2 separate regions of the Mus musculus genome follow, and region 2 is linked to region 1. The links are chromatin loops, found by intact Hi-C in ENCODE. Cell type or tissue: gastrocnemius. All regions are shown on one strand.

Region 1 (8,000 bases):
AGTTAAGAGCACTGGCTGCTCTTGAAGAGGACCAGAGTTTGGTTCCCAGCTCTGAGGGATCCAACACCCTTGACTGACCTCCACGGGCATTCACACAGAGACATACAAGCGTACACAAATAAAAGTGAAATCCTCTTCATGAACACACGTGTGGTTTTAGGCCCAATGGGGACACACATAGGTTGACATTGCTAGGTCACAGCCAGCTTAGTGTGTGTTAAGTACACCTGATAAAGACTGCCAAATGGCTCAGAAAGTAAAGGCACTTACTGCCAAGATGACTGAGTTCAAACTCTGAGACCTACATGGTAGAAGGAGAGACTACTGCAAATTATCCTTTGACCTCCACATTCATACCGTGACATGAATGTAACACACATGACCCCTCCAAAAAGAAAAAAAACAACACACATAAACAAATAAATAGTTCTTAGGTCACCTGACACACATTTTTTAAAATGTCCCCATTGTTAGGCTACACACCAGTCTGTTCACTTGTAAATTAGCTTGTGTTTGTATTGCCATGCAAACAGCACCTGCAGAATCTGCAGGAAACCTGTGGGTGAACAATTACAGAGCCTGCGACAACACAAGGGGACAGAGGGATATCAGCACAGGACAGCTCTCAAGTTCACACTTCCCCCACCATCCCACCATTGCAAAGACTAGCTGCACAGAGACCCAGCTCCCGGAACAGTGTCTCTGTGCAGCCCCTGTGCCATGTGGCAATATCTATCTATGCAGTGTTTCTGTATGCAGTGTTCTGTGCGGCCTCTGGGCCAGGTGGTAATATCTATGTAGTGTTTTGTGCGGTCCCTGGGCCATGCAGCAATATCTATGCAGTGTTTTGTGCGGTCCCTGGGCCATGCAGCAATATCTACTGCCACCATTGATTCTCTCCCCTTTCCTGGTCTCTGGGGGAAAGAACAGATCTAAAGATGACAGGATTCAAGAGAGATTCATTTGTTATTTTAGACCCTTAGAAAGTGCATTTGCACAGGAGCGGAGTCCCTGGGTCGTAACGAAGTTCAGATCAATTAAAACAATTTACTTTGCTGCTAATGATCCCAGAGCATTGTAATTTATTGGTAAGTAAACGACTTCAAAATCACATTCCTTTGCTGGCTGCACAGAGGGAATTTTAACAAGTTCTTGGATAAATTGGGTCTGGAATGTGTTAACAGACCGTTATTGTGAACCATGTAAGGAGTCTTTTCACTCGGCTCCAAGGCCTCAAAGTTTCCAGAGACAATTAAAACTTATAATCAGCTCTTCATGGTTTGAACAAATCAGATCTCAAGCCAAGGTTCTGCTGATGGGTGGAAGACCTGCATGTCCACCCATGTCTCAGGGCTCAATGGGTCCGGCCTCCTCTGGCTTCCCGCTACCGCAGGTCATTCTATAGCCACAGGAAGACCCCACTCTCTCTACTCTCTTCTGAAGAACAAGTAGAGCCCACACTTCTCGCCCTGACCGCTCCTCTGCCTACGAAGTCCTCCTGATCTACCACAGCTGTGTCTACCGCAGGATTTAGGTCTCAGCTCAGCAGCCCTGCCTTGGAATCCACTCCTTAAGTTTGTTCCTGGATTCCTCTTTATCCTGGCTCACAGGATGGCCACTGGTACTTGTTTTTAATCTTATCATATCTCTATAGCCGTGTGCCACCCTTGTGTCAGGTCCCTGGGCTGGGGACATCACTGCATCATAACCAAAATGTGGCATAGAGCCACTAAGGGAAAGAATAGATGCCACTCCAGGCACAAGGCATGGCCAGCATCCTGTGGGATGGGCCAGGCCTCATTTGTGTATCTTTCTTGTATAGGATTAGATGTTCTGTGTCTAGGTAGTTTTTTTTTATTTTATTTTATTTTATTTTATTTTATTTTATTTTATTTTATCAAACTGGATGCTGACTTCTCTGTGTTGTTAATGTAGGGTCCATGGTGTACTCCTGAGGACCACTAGGATCTCTTAGGCCCTTTTCATTGGAATTGAAGACTTGCTATAATTCTTCCCCCAAAAGCTTGTCTCTTTCATCCATGGCAGTGTAAGAACCTCAGAACCTGAACAAGATCAGGTGCTGTAACCCAGGAAACCTAGAATTCATTAGCTCTTGACAAGGGTGTGGTCTGTGTGGAAGGACAATGGACACCTGGAATATAAATGGTGTGTCTAAGCCACGCAGAGTATAAGTAGCAGAGTCGGAATTGCTCTGCCTTTCATCTGAAACCCTTTACGCCCGTACCACCCAGCAGGCCTTCGGAGGTACCTTCCTGCTACCCCACACTGGGCTGGTGACTTCTAACCAGGGTCTGAGTACAATGAGAGGTGGCTCAGCAAGAGCCCTAGCCACTGTCAGAATGAAACAAGCGAGGGGTCACGAGCTCCTGGTGCACACGTGCGTGGAGGTGGGTGATGTGGGACAGGTCCTCGCTCATTCAATCACAGAGGCCTACATACCAGAGCGTACACAGGACGCAGCTCCAGACCGCTGAAATCCTGTCCTGAGATCCCAGCCCTCAGGGCAGGCCATCTAGTGGGAAGGATGCTGGTGTACACATAGACAAGAAAGGCCACCAGCTTTGAGGTCTGTGCTCTCCAAAGGGGTGTCATCTGGACTGTGACCGAGTCACATGGAAACCACCGGTATGAACCTTGGGAAGAATGTTCCAGAGGGAGCAGCCAGTTCCAAGCTCCTGAGGCTGTAAAGCAGGAGAAAGCAAGCAAACAGGGGACTGGAGCCGATGAGCCAGGCAAGCACAGGAAAGCACTCGAAGGGAAGCCTGAGGGAGCTCCCACCCCAAGGAAGGGCAGAATGCCTCAGTCTTATTTGGATACTCTAAGCACAGCAGTGATGTGATCTGATAAATGTGCTTTTAAAGTTCTCTCTTGCTGTAAGGGACAAGGTGGCAGCTAGTAGGTCCTACAGCGACTCAGCAGGAGGACATAGCAGGAGCAGAGGAAAAGGGGGCTGAGGGCTAAGTGGTAAGGTTTACCAGACTTGCTTAGGGGCAGGCAGGCTCGTTTTAGAAAGAGAGGGATCCAGCCTGACCAGTGGTGGCCTTGGACTTGGATAACTAGGGGCTGGCAAGGCTGTGTACACCGGAGAGATGTAAGCAGGGCGTGGACTAGAGAAATCATGGGTCCTCTGAGCCGTGTTGGGAGCAAGACACATGTTGGTCATCTGGGTAGACACTGCAAGTGGATGGTGTGGACTTGGAGTTGGCTGGACAAATCAGGACCTGGGAAGGGAAGTAGGAAGATACAGGCAAAGCCATTGTGGCCACCACCCAGGAGATAAGGACACCTCTCAACCCCAGAGAGGCCTTTCTCCCAGGCTTTTGGATCACCGTTAGAGTGAGCTGTGTGCCTTCCATCTCGGATCGAATGTGAGATCAGGTTTTAGATTATTTGGAGCTGGCTGGCAAACCTGCTAGAGCCAACAGACACTGTGTTTTAGCAATTTTCATAGTATTTTTGGCAGATGCAGAGACTCCAAGGCAAGGCGGAAGAGCCTTTTAATGGAGCACCAAAAAGCAGTTTTTAAAAATACCTTTTAGAAAGCTATTTCCATTCCTGTCTGCGGCAAAAAAAAAAAAAAAAAATTAATGTATAAACTTAGCACCTTAATTTGGTTCTTCTTGGATCCAAGGAGGTGGGAAGCTGTTTCCTCTCGTGGCTCCGCCGACTGCGGAGGCACGTTGTCAGCTGGTGCTTAGAAGTCTGGATGTTTCTAGGGATGCTCTGTGCGGGCTGGCGCCAGTCCAGACATTTGGCATGAAGCTAGTAAGTGCTGGACTCCTCACACTTAGCACATGGAGACACTGAGGTCTCGAGTGAGCAGTAAGATGCTAAGAAGAGAGATCAGGCATGGTGGTTCATTCTTGTAGTCCTGCTACTGAGGAAGCTGAAGCAGGAGGATCACCATGAGTTTGAGGCTAGCCTGGGGCTGCATAGGGAAACCCAGAGTTGTAAAAGAAAGAAGCTAAGAAGGGCTAGCCTCATCTCAGAGACAGAGAGCCAAAAGAAAGCATGCCCAATGGCAGTGCCAGATGGATCTGAGTCACTCTCTTGCAAGCTTTCAGCATCTCCTGCAGGGTGTCTTGCCCCCCATACCCCCATATTGAGATGTCCTGGTGGCTTGTCACAACCTCACCTCTCAGCCTGGAAGACATCTCAGTGTCTCTGGGAGCACATAGCCTCCCAGGATCCTAAGTAAGTCTGGGGCTTTGACCCAGTGTAGAGACCTAGACACAGATTCTCCGTAGGGGCCATGAACTCTAGCCTACCTCAGCCCCTGAGAGCGCCTGTTCTGTGGGAAGTTCCCAGGCAACTGGAGCTCAGAAGGGTGTCAGTGCTCCCATGGTGCAAATCTGAGGCTCCCTACCACCCTGGCTCGCCCATGGTTTTCTGTGTGTGTGCACATGTGCACATGTGTATGGAGGTCAGAGGTCAACTCGGGTGTCATTCCTAACGAAGCATCCCCTTGACTCTTTGAAACAGAGTCTCATGCTGGGACCTGGGGCTCACTTGTTGGGTTGGGCTGTCTGGTCAGAGATCTCCCAGGGCTGGGATCACAAGAGCACACATTTGGCTTAGTAGATGGTGGCTGGGGATTTCATGGCAAGCACTTTACCAACCAAGCCATCTCCCCTGACTCTTGTTATGGTTGTTGATTCAGAGTCAAAAGATGTCAATGTCAGGCAGACCTGAGCAGCTGCCCTACACAGACACAGAGAGAACATGCTCTCTGAAGACTGACCTCAGCCGGGGTCTTCTCCGTACAGACAATCCTTCCCTGCCTCCCTTCTCCCCAAGGAGACGAGGATTAGAGACAAGGCCAAAGTCACATCCCCAGAAACCTGGCCAACTGTCTTGATATGCACTAGGGAACCGGCATCAGGTGCCTGCCCCATCTTAGGCACCAAGCCCCAGCAACAAGCATTGAGCTGAGCTCAGCCTGTGCTGCTACCATGTCATCAGGAAGTTGGTAAGAACCAGATACCTGCCTTGAGAGTGGGCAGGCAGGGCAGAGCATAGGGTCAGGTGAGCCAGCTTGCAGAGAAACTGAGGGGCTCGCACAACCCATGCCTGTCCAATCACAGCAATGTGAGTGCCTTGCCCTCAGCCCAAGTATGGAAAGCCCAGCTTAGCTCCAGCCAAGCGTGTAACCAGGCCCTGAGTTTACACGAAAACTAATACGAAGAGCCCCTCACACTCATTGGCCCCTCACCCCTGTGCTTGATATCCACCCAAACATCAGATACTAATAGCACATGCCCACCTCCCCACCCATGGGGGCCCTACAACACCTCCCACAGCTACTCTGCGATCTGTGCCATGGGCCCCCTCCACTTGAGCAACCCAGCCTGCTCCCATGGGGCGGACTGGTACTCACTGCTCAGATGGACTAGTCAGGGGGAGAGGTTTCACAGGGTCACTCATTTCATGGACCAGTTTGCCCCAACTTCCATTTCTCGCCCTGGTTGAATTGGCCATCACCTGCTGGGGACAGCCATATCTGTCAAGCCTCATGCCGTTTGCTGTTATTGGCTCCCTGGCTTTATTGCCTTCCTTGGAGCAATGAGGGGCAGCCAGCTGCTGGAGAATCACTCAAACTGACATGGCTTTTTAGATTTCATTTCCTCCCCGCTCTCCTCCATGCTTCTGTCTATGGGAGGGGACTGACAAGGTGACAAGCTTAGGACACAAAAGCTCCCAACAGAGGCAGAGCCGGTGTCTCCAGAGCAGGCTGTGGTACCCCAGGAACCTGGTGAACCTGAGGACGTAGAAGGCCTGGCCTGGTCTCAGGTATCAGCATTTGGCCTTGGCTGGCAACTGTGCTGACTAAGTTGTTTTGTTTGGTTAACTTTGTATACAAACTTAATACAAAGTAGAGTCATGTGGGAAAAGAGATTCTCATCTGAGATGGGCCGCCATCAGATTTGCCTGTGGTGCACTTTCTTGAGTAATATGGGAGGACCCAGCCCACTGTGGGCAGTACCATCCCTTAGGCTGGTCTTACCGGGTGCTATAAGAAGACAGGCTAAGCAAACCAGGAGGAACAAACTGATAAGGAGCATTCTTCCCCCGCCTCTGCCTCAGTTCCTGCCTCTGGGGTCCTGCCTTACGTGAGGAACTGTTTCTTGGAAGTATGAGATAAAGTAAGCCCTCCCTCTCCCCCCCCCCCCAGATTGCTTTTGGTCATGGTGTTCTATAACAGTAATTGTTCCCTCTTTGTTGCCCCAACATCTCCTTCCTGGCGCCACTGGCCTTCTCATCCTTGGCCTCCCAATAAATACCAGGACAAGAGCCCAGCTCCAGGAGGGGACCTCAGTTAGACCTAGAGTCTAGTCTTCTTACACTTGACCTTGAGCAGGCTGCTTGACATCGAGAGCTTCCATTCACTTCCCTGAGGACTTGTGAGAGGAGGCATGTGCCGTTAGCTCCGTGATCTGCACAAGACAGGCACTCAACAATTAGCAGTGGCTGCTTGGTTGGTTGTTGACTGGCTCGGAGATCTTCAGAGATAGGGAGCTTGACTCTGGGCTGGCCAGGGAAGAGTCGGTGGGAGGGAGACTGAGATGGAGATAGGAGGACAGAGACAGGAAGTGTATAAGGAATTGGCTCCTTTGACTGTGGAGCCTAAAACCCTGCATTCTCCAGGCCAGGCCAACCTTTGGGGACCTAGGACAGAGCTGGTGTTCCAGGGAGGGCTGGAAGGCTGCCTGCAGCTGGGATTCCTGTTTCCTTCGAGACCTTGGCATTTGTGTCTTAAGACCTTCTGTTGATGGTTGGAGGCCTGTTCACAAGGAGGAGGTCCACCTGCTTACCCACAATCCACTGGTCTAAATGCTACTCTCCTCAAAGAATTCCTTCCAAGGATGAATTCTGTCAATTGACTTGTAAGATCAGCAACAGGTGTCCTCTGCCCTCCGAAGACACTGTGGGCTCTAGGGCCTGCCCTGCCTGGTTTGTCATCTCCCACCCCTCATTTCCTATCTCTAGGGAAAGCCTTCACCAAAGGGCAGCTCTCCCACACAAGCCTGGTTACCACCATACAAAGTAACTTAAGCAAGGGCCTTGGTCCCTGCCTTGGGAATGGGATGCATCGGTTGCCATAGACACGGGAGGTCCTGGACAGACCTCCCAGCCCTGGCAGGCTGGGCACCCGCAGGGAGTAACAGAAGAGGTTTCAGGTGTTCTTGACCACCACAGCCTCTCTAGAGGAGTGTTTGAGGCCAGCAGCTGCCACCCCACACGTGGCTGTTTCAAGCCAGGGAACGTCTGCTCTGAGATGGTACTGGTTTGCCAGCACGGGACCCTCATGGGAGAGGCTCAGATCAATGCTCCAGTTTTATCTTTCTTGAGGCTCAGGGTGATGAGAACTAACCTGTGTCTGTGGCTGATAAAATACCAGAAACCTGCTGTATTGGCTTCCCTTTGATTTTCATGAACAATTACCTCCAGCATGCCTGGCGTTTGCAGGCTGAGATTTTAAGTGTCCAAAAAAACTTCCCAACTGAGCCCACCAGGGACTTGTCTGAGCTGCTTTTTCATATACTGGAAAAAAAAAACAGTAATCTGCAAAAGAGCTTGGGAGTACATTTTGAATTTCAGGCATAGACATTCCCTGTTCCCTGGAGATGTAGGGGAAAAGCTCTTCAGACCCTAAGACACAGGGTCCCACCAGCTTCCTCGGGGCTGAAGAACACCCTGGCTACATAGTATGGCCAGGGCCAACTCTCGGGGATTGTGGTTTGGGGAATGACTGGGGAGGAGATTGCATTTTCCCTGGATACACTGTGTTCTTCTCTGGGAGCATTAGCAGGCCGTGGGATTGGGACGTCCCGCCATCTTTTATAACCAGAGCAGACTCAACAGTTTTCACGGCTGTCTACACATAGGATGGGTGTGTGGGTAACTGGAAGGCTAGGTGAGTGGACCCGTGAATGAACGGGCAGAGGACAGCCAGAAGAAAGGGAGGACTAGTGGGCAAG
Region 2 (8,000 bases), 390 kb before region 1:
TCTATGACAACTCCTGCTTGTGTCAAGTTGACACACAAAACCAGCCAGTACACATAGATAGATAGATAGATAGATAGATAGATAGATAGATAGATAGATAGATAGATAGAGTGTAGGTGTGTGTGAATGCCTAAGATACTATAGTCAATAGAATCCTCATTTCATGGTGCTGTAAAGGTTTTATATTTTGAATGTGCTGATAGAGATGAATGCTCATGTTTGCATATCACGTATTTGCTGACATTCACTGAATGTACATATAAAGCAAGGCACATCTCACTGTATGCAGATTATACCTCAAAGAAGCTGATTAAATAGAGTTAACTTTTATGGCTAGAGAAATGGCCCAGTAGATAAGAGCACTTTCTGCGTCAGTCCTGTCCGAGCATAAGGACCTGCTGCACTCAAATCCCTGGCACCCACGTAAGAAGCATGCACAGTTATATGTGTCTGCTCAAGGCAGTGGGGAGAGGCAGAGCTCAGAAGCAGGCTGACTGGCCAAGCTACCCAAAGCAGTGAGCCTCTGAGAGGCCTGGCCTTAAGGAATGGGGTAGAGAGCAGCAGAGGCAGACAAGGTCATCCTCTTACCATGTGAATATACATGGTCATGTATAGCCATATACACACCATATATGTGTGTTTAACGAGCTAATGTACATATATTATCTGACATCATTATAATTGTGCTATCCCATCTGAAAACAGAGCAATGTCTGGAGACTAAAACAGTAACTTTATATTCTAGAAGAAATGCCCTTTATCCACATATATAGGAGGACTCAGGTGTCAAAAGCCCCAGAACAGGATATGTGCCCTTCAGCGGTCTCCAACTACCATCTGGTGGACTTTTTTGGAGCTTGTTGTAGAGGCCTCACTGGGATACACTGGGTATTTTCCCAAAGACATGATTCCTCTCCTTCTCATCCCCGCTGTATGCCTCAGCCTCTCTTCCAGCTTCCAGTTCAGTGAGAGGCCTTGTCTTAAGAGAATAGGACAGGGCAATGGAGGACATGGATGGTATGATTGACTGAGGGCAGTTTTTGTGTTGGCCAGGATCCACCTAGACCCACATTTTTATTTGAGCATGGATGCTACCCAGAGCTAGAGAGATGGCCCAGTGGCTAAAAGTGCATGCTATTTTTGCAGAGGACCAGAGTTTAGTTCCCAGCTTCCATGTTGGAAAGTTTATAGCAAACTCCAGCTACAGAGGATTCAACATCCTCTTTTGACTTCCACAAGTACCTTCTCTCTCTCTCTTTCTCTCTCTCTCTCTCTCTCTCTCTGGATGGAAAAATGATAGATGATAGGTAATTAATAGATAGACACATATATAGAGATAGATATATAGGTAAATAGATAGATAGATAGATAGATAGATAGATAGATAGATAGATAGATAGAAGATAGGTAGATAGATAGATCTTCTACCCAGTAGATGATGACTGACTCCTTATAGGGATACAAGATGGACCTAAGGTACCATGGTCAGGAGAATAGCTATGACCTCTAGGCAGAGGGAGAGACACTCCAGAGACTGAGAATATCTTCCTGCACCCCACTGGCTGTCATCCAGACCTTTAGAAAAAAGCGCATGACCTCCAAATGACCATGCTGCTGCCAAGAGGATGAGCTGAGGTTTGCAAGAGTGGCCACTGACAAATGAGGAATCAATGGAGGAAGAGCTGGATGAAGTAGCGTGTGGATGGTGGATGGTGGATGGTGGATGGTGGATGGTGGATGGATTTGGTCTGGTGGGCAAAGCCACCTGCATGCCACTGGCCTCCATGTCTAGGTAACAGTGCTAAAGTAATTACATCACCTTAGACTCACAGGAACCAGAAGAGCTGTGCCTCTTGACTCTATCATTGCGTGGGTCTACTGGTGTGTGTGTGTGTGTGTGTGTGTGTGTGCATGCTCGTGTGCGCATGTGCACATGTGCACACACACACGAATGTGGAGGCCAGAGGACAGCCTTGGGTATTGCTCCTCAGGTACCATCCGGTGAACTTTTCTTTGAGGCAGGGTCTCTCATTGGCTTGGGACTCACCAAGTAGGCTAGACTGGCTGGCCCATGAGCCCAGGGATCTGCCTGTCTCCACTTCTGTACAGAGATTTCGAGTGTGCAGCACCATGCCCAACATTTTGATTTTTCTTTTAAGCATGGGTTCTGGGGACCAAACTGAGGTCCCCATGCTGATGTGGCAAGTCCTTTACTGATTGACCCATCTTCCTGGATCCTCGAGGCTCCCTCTTTATAAATCTTAACATTCTTCTAAGTTGGCAGGAGGAGAAATGTTTCAGGGCTCAGTTTCAGCATCATGAGCAGGACAGGGAGAGCTGAGTACTAACAAGGCAGCTGGCACAGCTGGGGCCATCTTAATCTCTGGACCACTTCAACCAACAGATGACCACCGTAAGGAACAGCGAGTGTTCTGGTAGGTACGGCTCTAAGCTGTCTTCCCGGATAGCCTCTATCAGCCCACAGTCTTCCAGTCCACTCAGTATCCAACGTCATAACGGTCACAGCAGGAGCCTTAATGTCAAATGCTTGTAGGTAGCTAGTGAGGAAAGCCAGCTGGATGGAGATGCAGTGGCTGTAGAACTCAGGCTCACCCACAGGAGCATGGGCTCCCCCTGCACCAGCCAGTAGGTGTTCCATATCAACACCCATAGGTGTCTAGCTTTGTTTTCCTAGAGCAGCTGGGAAGCCCCTCTCCAGTCTTCAACCAGCACAAAGGACAAACAAAAGGGAGAAAGGAACCACTGTGGAAAGTCAGCCAGCCTGACTCCGTGGATCCAGCCACGAGGCTGACTGTGGGTGCCCTCGCTGTCCTGGGTGTCCTCACTACCTGTGGCGCCCCTGGATTCCAGCCTGTCTCCTCTGATTTTGGCACTTGCCCATCGACTGAGTTCCGCATTTCGCTGGCTCCTCTTTGACCGCCATCCACTTTGTGTGCATCCCCATCTCAGCCTGCCGCGGTTCACGAGCTCCCTACTCTTTCCTGGATTGCCATCACAGTCTTCCAGCCGTCACCCCCCTCTGCTCCACCACCATCAAAGCGACATTTCCAAAGCATGGATCCTTCTATGTCTCCCCTCTGCTTAAAAGCCTTCCCTGACCCTCTCTATCTTTCTTCTGCTTAAAAGCCTTCTCCGTCCCCCGCCTATCATGGTGGGAACTCCACTTGCCTGGCATTTTAATTGCTCCCCAGTCTGGGGCCTCCGCACCCTCCTGCTTAGGTTCGGCTCATCTTCCCCAGACCCTGTCGACTCTGGCTGCTGCATTTGCCGAGGTTTCCCTGAATGCACTTACTCTTCTCGTTTCCTGTCTTTGCACATGCTGTTTCCTGCCCCTGAGTCTCCATCACCAGCCTGCCTGGCAGCCCCCTGCACAGTCTGGTGCTGTCCAAGTGCTAGCTCTTTGGCTCAACCTTGCCTTTTTTTTCTCCTCGGCATGAGTTCATCGTTCACACTGCTAAGGGAACATCCTCGTGGACCTTGCACTTGGCAAGACAGCCCTGGATCGCACAGCCCTGTCTGTCTTCCCAGCTGTCTTTGCAAGGACCATCAGTCACTTCTCTTTGTACTGTTAGGACTCTGAGTCTGGTACACAGTAGGCCCTCAATAATTCACCAAATAATCACCGTGACGTACGGATATATAACTGTGGCGGTGTGAAGGACTGTCTCCGAGTGTCTTTGTTCATTCATTGCTTCTTCACTGACTGGCACTGGGAAGGACACATGAGCGCCTCCCCAGGACTGTACAGTAGGCAGGCAGCCATGCTAGGCTTCCTTTTTTAAGAAGTCCAGGCTGTTAGACAGGGACCCTGAGCCCATCGCTACTCTGGAAGTCTTCCAGACACCCGTCTCCCGGACACCTTCACTATCAGCGTCGTACAGTCTGAGTGGAGCGGTGGCTCACTCCATGTGGAAACAGAGAATGAAAAGCCTCCAGACTGTGGGCTCATTGCTTCTGATGGGTGCTAACCATTTCAAGTTGGGTGTGTTGGTTTGACTTATGGGTGGGGACCCAGAGTATCTCATGCAGGTATGGGCCTGATCACCTGGATGGCCCAGCTGTTGATAAAAGGGATGGGAGCTTACCCCTTAGACCGGAGGACCCTACACCACTGGACCTCGGTGGAATCTGTCACAGAAATGGACCCGGCAGCTTTATTCAGGGTGACCTGTCACTGGGAAGGGGCTATAGAATGGTTATTTATTTAAATCAGGGCCAATTATTTTTGGTGAAGTGCAGTGAGTGGCAGATTCTGGGAAAGTTTTTTCGCACTGTAAACACATTGGCTAGAAGTCATTAATATGACAATCACACATCCCTAATAAAGTACATCGCACGGAGAGCTGGCACCACCGAAATGCCCAGAGGACGCTCAGTATGAGCCTTAAAACCAAGAGTATTGGAAACAAGATATTTTTACTTCACATTTGGGAGTAATATAATTGCATTTTGTGGCTCCAGCAGATGCTGGGGCCAGCTGCTAGGAGAGCAGTGCCTTCTCCCCTCAGCGTCCGTCCTCACAGATAAAACCCTTGTACAGCGCTCTCATAAAAAACAAACTTCTAAAATTACCCCTTGGTTGAAAACCCATTTTTCTATGCAAAAGGTAGCTGAGACTATATAGACCACAGAGATATTTTTATTACTGAAGCTCAGGAGAATATAGTACAAGCATATACCAACATATATGCATATACATGTATACACACAGAGACAATTATGAACACAAGACCAAACACATCCACAAATACACATACCCAACACACACATGAACATATATGCCACCCAACATACATAATATGTATGTGCCAAAACACATATAAACACACACACACCTTAAACAGTCACATTCACATGCATACCCAGGTATACACATACCCCAGAGCATGCATGCACATGCGCGTGTACACACACACACACACACACACAAATGAGCATACATATACATATTCAAATATACACACATTATACTCAAACATATTATGTACTGAAACATATATACACATGCATACTTAAACACATGTTTATATATACAAATATGCACATTTACAAACATGTTTATGTGTATAGTGGCACTTGTTTAATTTATTACAGAAAGCACCATGGCCTCTCCACAGACCTTTTCTTTCCCTGATATTGAGCATGTGTCTGGAAGATGGGACTAAAAGGATTGTCCGGTGCCAGGGCAGTAGTTGTCTTTTTTCTGAGAACTGTCTTTGAGAGGGTGCCCCCTGGAGAGAGATCCAGCACCAATAAGCCCAGTGTATTCAGCTTCTCTGGGATACCTAGAGTCCACTCGAGGTAGGCCTCTCACATCCCACACGGGGGACACGGCTCCTTCACCCTGAGGGAAACTGAGGTGACAGTGGCTGCAGGGAAGTGTCTGTTGGTGGTGGCCCCTCTCCCCCACCCAGACTCCACCTGACTGCCAGAAGGTTCAGTCTGTCACAGGCTCCCACGGTGTCTATTTAGGGCCACCATCCCACATACCAGCCTTGTTTGGCCCCCGAGCCTGGCTGAGGTGGGCTGGGAATGGAAACACACGCCAGTTTTAGAAAACAGTATAGAGAACAGGAGACAGCTCTACTGCTCTCTAAAATTAGGGAAATGCTATTTTGAATACACTCGGCTTAAAATATAAAACCTATTATTAAAGTCCTCAAATATTTTTTTAACCTTAAAAAATGTAGCTCCTTGAAATTTCAAGATGACACATGGTAGCACACAGTGCTGTTACTCACTGTTGGAGAAAGGAGCTCGCGTCCTGAGGGCGGGGCTCCCGTCCTGAGGGCGGGGCTCCCGTCCTGAGGGCAAAGCTGGGAGCTGTTTGGGAGCTGTTCAGGTGGTCATTTCTATAGAGTACCCTGCATGGGCATAGTGTCCCATAGCAACAGCCCACACAGCCCATCCTTGCCCCTTCCCCCTGCACCAAGGGAGGTTCCAGCATGTTTTTATTGTGTGTAAAAAGAGTTCTGCATAACCCCCATGCAGTGTTCTACCTACTCAGCAGTCACCTTTGCATCCAAGAACTACAGGACTCTATGGCTGTGTAGGGACCCAGACTCTCCACACAGAGCTGTACAACAGAAAGTGCTATGTGCCAGGAGTCCTAGAGTACCACAGTCATTGCAGAGCAGGTCCCAGCAGCTGCAGTTCACTGTGGGATGGAGGACAGACAGCCTGACGATTCCCCAGGGAGACTAGGCCATCATCATCATCATCATCATCATCATCATCACCACCACCATCATCATGATGACCTAAGGGCAATGTGAGCAAAGATGGTGAGTTGGATGCAAGGTAGGACAAAACTGTAGGTGCCAAGCTAGGCAGCAGTACCCCTTACCCACAGGCTCTAGTCCCCTCGCCCCCAGTGGCTCACTGCCACCATGAAGTCCTTTCAATGCCTGGGGGCATCACTGACCTCCAATGATGGGTAGTAGGGGACTCACTAGACTGCCCCATTCTGGACCCTCACCCTTCACAACAGTGACTCTGGGGCAATCCCTCTGCCTTTCTGTTGGCAGGGACCCTTGCTGGTGTAAAGCAGAGTCCACAAAACTGAATTCTATCTCCCATGGGCTGCTGTCCCTGCCCTGGCCACACACACGCTGTATTTTGGCAGTAGTTTTTCTATTTGAACATCCAAAGGACAAACTGAACATTTAAAATCTGCAAGCTGGACAGTCTTTGCTTTGGAGCCTGCCGTGAATCCCTTTACCCTGACAGTGGGCCATCCTTCCTACTGTCGACGCAGAATCTGGGATGACTGAGGTTGTGAGAGTAACAGGAAGCCAGCCGGTGGATGTGCCAAGATGGCCCTTTCAGTCTGGGTCTGCTGTATAGGCAGGGCAGGCTAGCATCTCCATCACCTGGTCACATCCAACTGGATGCATTTGCTCTCCTCTTACTCTTTAAAAAAATAATTAGGATACAATGTATTTAAATACACTCTAGGGCAGTGGTTCTCAACCTTCCTAATACTGTAACCCTTTATTTAATACAGTTCCCCACGGTATGGTGACCCCCAGCCATAAAAGTATTTGCATTGCTACTTCATAACTGTAATTTTATAACTGTTATAAATCATAATGTAAGTATCTATGTTTTCTGATGGTCTTAGGTGACCCATCTGAGAACCACTGCTCTGTAGCATTAGTGACACTTAGTGTCTTCCCAGCAGTGTGTAGCCAGCACTCCTGCTAGTTCCTAACATCTATACCACCCCCAAAAGGAGACGCCACCTCTTCTCACCAGTCACCCCTCACCCTCTCATCCTTCATCACAAATTTAGGTTCTCTGCCAGTTAGTTGGGATGTTCTGTGTATGTCACTAGTGGCATTCTTAACACATGACCTGTTGTAAGCTTCATTCAGGTAGCATCGTGCCTTCATTATCCGTGTTGTAGCCTCTGGAATGGGACTTTGCCACCCCTCTCCGCACCCCGCCCCCCGTTCATGTTTCCTCTGTAAACTGTCCATCCATCTACAGACCGGGTGGCCTCTGCTTCTTTCTAAGCTCTTGCCAATAATGCTGCAGTGAACGTTTATATCTGTATTTTATACTTTAAAAAAGAGTTTAGAGATGTGTCTTTCTGTGTGTTTGTGCCGGTATGTACACATGAGTGCAGGTGTCTATGGAGGCCTGAAGAGGGCTTCAGAGTCCCTGTAGCTGGAGTTAGAGGCAGTCCTGAGCTCTCTGACATGGGTGCTGGGAACCAGACTCAGTTTCTCTGCCAGAGCAGCTCCCAGTCATTGAGTATCCCTTCATTCCCATGAGAGTGTTTGGTTCCATGGCATGTGTGTCTCAGTCTACCCAGCAAGTTCCTAAGGTTTGAAAGGGCAATGTCCACCCACTGTCTGCCCATCTGGTGAAGAGGGGACAAACTCTGGTAAGGGCAGGGGGCTAGTAAGACTGTACATCATGAAGATGGTATTAGACAGGCGACCCAGACACCTCCAGCACATCTAGAGACTAGC

What was found. Hi-C counts contacts between places; a loop is a spot of excess contacts. Peaks named below come from ENCODE experiments on the same cell type or tissue, not always from the same donor. Only the 100,000 strongest peaks of a DNase experiment are listed, where the experiment ranks them.
Region 2: it touches region 1 in a loop (2.7-fold over the local background); 2 of 42 quality-filtered maps call a loop at or near these places.

What each region holds. Positions count from the first base shown.
Region 1 is chr4:151,196,254-151,204,253 of GRCm38, reverse strand. All of the region lies in intron 6 of Camta1 (calmodulin binding transcription activator 1), which reads left to right. Among named protein-coding and RNA genes, the nearest start is that of Gm30422, 16 kb to the left of the region's middle. In gastrocnemius, no CTCF peak of the experiment used is centred here; a DNase peak (open chromatin) is centred at 3,757.
Region 2 is chr4:151,590,750-151,598,749 of GRCm38, reverse strand. All of the region lies in intron 3 of Camta1 (calmodulin binding transcription activator 1), which reads left to right. Among named protein-coding and RNA genes, the nearest start is that of Gm52712, 47 kb to the left of the region's middle. In gastrocnemius, no CTCF peak of the experiment used is centred here; DNase peaks (open chromatin) are centred at 2,896, 3,428 and 3,820.